Regions from separate parts of the Homo sapiens genome. Here region 2 is linked to region 1. A link is an interaction called in ENCODE POLR2A ChIA-PET data of the cell type or tissue named here. Cell type or tissue: A673. All regions are shown on one strand. Region 1 overlaps ETS2 (ETS proto-oncogene 2, transcription factor). Region 2 has its middle 51 kb from the start of LINC00114.

Evidence for each region. Peaks named below come from ENCODE experiments on the same cell type or tissue, not always from the same donor. Only the 100,000 strongest peaks of a DNase experiment are listed, where the experiment ranks them.
Region 2: POLR2A ChIA-PET joins it to region 1 with 8 read pairs; 6 of 35 experiments call an interaction of 5 or more read pairs at or near these places.

The regions. Positions count from the first base shown.
Region 1 is chr21:38,813,266-38,815,765 of GRCh38, reverse strand. ETS2 (ETS proto-oncogene 2, transcription factor) reads right to left here. Exons shown (of 10, transcript NM_005239.6): 4 at 1,374-1,493; 5 at 785-985. Among named protein-coding and RNA genes, the nearest start is that of ETS2, 8.6 kb to the right of the region's middle. RefSeq lists enhancers at 540-1,739, 1,136-1,922. In A673, no CTCF peak of the experiment used is centred here; DNase peaks (open chromatin) are centred at 1,455 and 2,085; H3K27ac peaks cover 2,500 bases.
Region 2 is chr21:38,721,569-38,724,068 of GRCh38, reverse strand. No RefSeq gene overlaps it. Among named protein-coding and RNA genes, the nearest start is that of LINC00114, 51 kb to the left of the region's middle. In A673, no CTCF peak of the experiment used is centred here; no DNase peak of the experiment used is centred here.

The sequences.
Region 1 (2,500 bases):
AGAGACAGGGTTTCACCATATTGGCTAGGCTGGTCTTGAACTCCTAACCTCAAGTAATCTGCCCGCCTCCGCCTCCCAAAGTGCTGGGATTACAGGTGTGAGCCACCGCACCTGGCCCTCTTTTCTTTTTTAACTCAACATGTTTTAAACATTGGTCTCCCTGCTATTTTAAGTTTTGAATCAAGACTTTCTCTGTATTTGGTGAGATTTCTACTGATCAATGGCCAGTTTCTGTACAATATGATAGCGTGTAAATATATATCAATTTCTCACTTGTTTAAAAACAGACCCCGCCCCCTCAACAATCCTCAACATCCAAAATACATTCCATTTGGATGTAGGAAAATTTACAGTAGAATTCACAGGGTTTATGTGAGTAAAGGCTCCCCCCTTTCATTAAGGCTGCCATATCTCTTAGCTCTGTAAGGTGAGCTCAGAAGACGTGGGAATTCTTGCTGTCCTACATATCTGAGTCAACATGGACTCCCGTGATGAATACAGCCAGCAATAGCAAACAATTTAGTGACTAAGGCTACTACCTTGTGGCTATACTTGATGCTATACACACACACACACACACACACACACACTCACATAAAGTGGGATAAAAATCTATAATCACTGCCATATATCTGACTCACTTGAGTGGCATTTTGAGGCAAGGTACTCTATGTCATTTCAAGTGGCAACCCTAAGGTTGAAGAACACCCACGTGACTTTCCCAATCAGTCTTCCCGGCCACAGCTCATCCTGGACAAGGAGAAGTAAGACGTTCAGCTGGTACCTTTGATCATTTGCTCCAGATGTTCCCAGAGAATGTCACCCACAAAGTCAGGTGCCAGCTCCAGAAAGCGTTCCTTGCCAAGGTTACACAGCATCTGGCCATTCATGCCGAACCTCTGCAGATTCACGTTCACCAGACTGAACTCATTGGTGGCCCAGAGAAGCCACTGGCATACCTGTTGCTCACTCCACAGCCAGGGGTCTACCAGGAGAGAAGAAAAAATGGAACACATGAGGTAAAAACAGTGGAAAGGTAGTGAGACCACTGTCATCCCTAATTTATGCACCAAGTACCGACATACACCAGAACCCACGAATGAGCAAGATACCATGATGACACGTCACCATTCTGACACGACCCAGGCACATTTCAAGACACCAGTAATGCGTCCTTCTACTACATATTTAATGAGTTCTGGATCAAGTCTTGGGTTGATTGGGGTGAAACAGAAACTGGCTCAGGTTAACGACATCCATGCTACTCTTTGCAGAATACCCCAAGCAAAAGCTTAATAAACAAGTCAAGATCAAACAACTGCACTGAAGTTGGTTCTTCTCACCCAGTGCAGGCTCAGGAAAGCAGTACTTACTCTTTGGAATGCCCAGGCGCCGCTGTTCCTTTTTGAAGCCACTGAAGGTAGCTTTTAAGGCTTGACTCATCACAGCCTTGCTGCACGGGGTTAACAAAGGCAATTCACAGTTGGCGGAGTCTGGAAGGAAACCCCCCATGGGGACATTAGGACTTCAAGTTGGTGATATCAGGTGGAGATTTAGGAGAGACATCTTAGTTTTTGGAAAAGAACAATTTTGATCTCAAACCTTGGCATGATTCCTTAAAACAGTGTAACTATTAACAAAAAACTTTTCTGACTATAATTGAGAAAATATATATCTCAGAACTATACTTATTAAAAAAATCTAAAATAAAACTCAGATTTGATTCTATTTTGCAAAGCGTCACAAAGCAGTTGTGCGTAGGGAAAACTGCTAAGTCTATTTTAAAATTGTAGGCAATGAAAACAGTTGCATGGTTTCTGGTCAAAAGGCTGAAGGGACTGTATCATTTGGAAGTCACTTCCATTAAACTAGGCGTAGAGCTGAGAAGTGAGTGTGATATGAATGTGCCGCACTTAGCACGGTAATGGAACCACACCTTCCATTTTTATTGAAAAACAATCTTCTCCAGACACCCTCAGCAATTTCAAGAATGATAAATGGCTGCCATGCAGGGTTATGCTTACGCCAGTGTATGCGTTTTAATTAATTTTCTGGCCTGTATTCTCAGCACCTACTTCACATGACACAGTCATCTCTGGCATGTTTCCAACTAATAGCTCTGTCACAGTAATTGTATGAACATTATCTGACGTGCTATTCCTTTAAGAAGAATAAACAATGACACGAAGAACTACAGAAAGAACTACCGATGGGTAAGGATTACAAAGAACAATTTGTTGCCCCAAAACTCAGGGCAGGGGAGATGATTTAACTAATGATGCAAACCCAAATTACAAGTTTGGGTGTGTTTTAATGTCTACTCTTCTGTCTGTTTTCCAGGGCAGAGCAGGGAGATGAGGACCTGCTTGCCAATGTTGAAAACATCCAGGAGGGGCAGCTCAGGGGTTCCCCTGCAGTTTCCTAACAGCGGCTCACTGGGGGGCGTCTGGCACTCAAGACATCAGAATCCACATCAGAATCACCAAGTTGATACAAATGA
Region 2 (2,500 bases), 92 kb after region 1:
GTTCCAAATTCTTCATATTCCCTCCAAATTCTGCTTACAAACTGGCCAGTTCTTTTCTGAGCTCATCTCCTTTTTGAAGTCAAAAGCAACCAACCCACACTTTCAGTATTCTGCCTGGAGATGTCCATGCCTAGATTCATAAGTTAATTGGGTACATTTTCTATTTCAGACTCCTTAACATGAATCATTACTGTTCAGCATCCTCAAGTTATTTTCTCTCATCATCTTCTCAGCCTCTTTAGGTTTCTCTACTTCCTTCCACTGGTCCCCAAACCAATTCAACATATCTTGGGTTTTTGTTAGAGTAGCACTCCACTTCTGGTACCAATTTCTGTTCTGGTTTCTTATGGCCATAGTAATGCTGTGTAAGACACAACCGCACAAGCTCAGTGGCATACAACAGTAGGCATTTATGTAATTCATGCATCTGGGAGTCAGCAGGGGGTCAGCTAATCTAGGTTGGGTTGATTAATCCGGGTCTGCTGATTTTGGTAGGTTTGCTCACACATCTGGAGGTCAGCCAGCATTTGGCTGATGTATAGTGGGTTCAGCTGGACTGGTTCAACTCTGCCTATGTCTCTTATCCTCCTGTTAGAAGCAAGAGTCCAACCTGGTAGTCTAGTCTCATGTCCATGGCAGAGCAAAATAATTTGAGTGGAAACCCATGAAGCCTCTTAATCCTAGGCTTAGAATTGGCACATCCTCAATCGCCTCATTCCACTGGCTGAGGCAAGGCACATGGACAAACTTAAAGTCAAGGAATAGGAAAATACACTCTATCCTTCATGGGAGGATGGGAGGGTGAAGAATGAATATTTCCAATCAATAATCTAACCTATCCACTCCCCGATTATTCTAATGAGGCCATGTTTCCATAACAAACTTCTTCAGAATCTACAGCTGAAAGGTCCCCGTGTGGTTTTGAGTTAGAGCTAGCCCAAAGGGAAATTTGAGTGAGATTTTAAAAGCAGACGTGAAGCCGTGGCCGTTGCTGTCTGGAGGCCTTTTGATCAGCCAGATGTGGTGGTGGGTAGATGTAGCGGTCGCTCGGGGTTTTCAGCGGGCGTCCTCTGTCCTCTCTTCTGCCGAGCCCGTGATGCTGACTGCTGGTCTTCCTAGGTGTTTGGCTGTAGACCCTAAGAGGTGACACAGTGTCAGCGGCAACCCCCTTCCTGCCCTCTACCTCTGTGGCCTCATTTGGCAGCAAGGTGTGTTTGGCTTCTCAAAGTGACTGGCTGGTATCGCCACCAAGGATCCTCTCCTCGCACCCCCTGCCCCTGAGACTTTGGCTTCTTCAGCTCCCTCCACAACTATACAAGGTCTAATTTCTACAATAAAAGTTTTTTTCTCATAACACTCACAGTGACTCTGCTCCCCTGCTCAAGGGGCACCTGGCTGACACAGGCCCTGAGGCTGCCACAGCCCCATGTTCCCACCACCTCCAGGGCTCAGCCAGGAGCCCTGTGTCTGCAGCTACCTCCTGAGCTCAGCAGCTCAATGCCAAACTCTTTCATGCTTCTGGTGTTTCTGCAGACAACTCACGCATCAAAGCTTGTCTACCCAAGCCCCTTTCCCCAGGCTACTGCTCTCTGCTTCCCACAGTTTATCTAATCAAGATGATAAAAGATGGTGGACTAATTTTGTATTTTTAGTAGACGGGGTTTCTTCATGTTGGTCAGGCTCCCGACCTCAGGTGATCCACTCGTCTCGGCCTCCCAAAGTGCTGGGATTATAGGCGTGAAGCAAAATTAGCCAGGTGTGGTGGTGCATGCCTGTAATCCCAGCTACTCAGAAGGCTGAGGCAGGAGAATTGCTTGAACCTGGGAGGCAGAGGCTGTGGTAAGCCGAGATTGCGCCATTGCATTCCACCCTGGGCAGCAACAGTAAAACCCCGTCTGAAAAAAAAAAAACAAAACAGACGGTGGACTCCATAGGGTGATGGGTCATTTCCTCATCTCATGACATGTCCATATATTGGGGCAGGCCCTCTGATAACACCAGACCTAAGCAGTGAATCTAATGGTGTGTGATTCGGCTCTGTGACAGTTAGTAGGAAGCCATTTGGGATCAGTTGGGACCTTGTAGAATCCTCTGTGGTACAAGTGGCTTTGGTTCCTCTGAAGCTGAGCTGGAGCAGAACTTCATTCATTTTCACACTTCTTTGCCTAAATGAATTTTGTGCTTCCTGTGAAAAACAGTGGTTTTGTCATAAACAGGTGGAATTATAAAATCAAGGTACTTTAAAAATAAATGAATGTAACAGGGCTTAAATTTCTAAATAAAAATTGGCCTCTTCTGAGTAGCTGGCTTGTGAGCTTACACTCTTGCTCCTACGACAGCTTAAAGCATGTGGCAAACACCTTTTTTTCAGGCCTTGTTTAGAATATTAAAGAGTGGTGACAACACATTCCATCTAAGGGAGAGCTCACCCTTTTGTAACAACGAGAAGTCAGTTTGCGATTAATCCGACGAATAAAGTGAGTTGTCAAAGTCAGTGAAA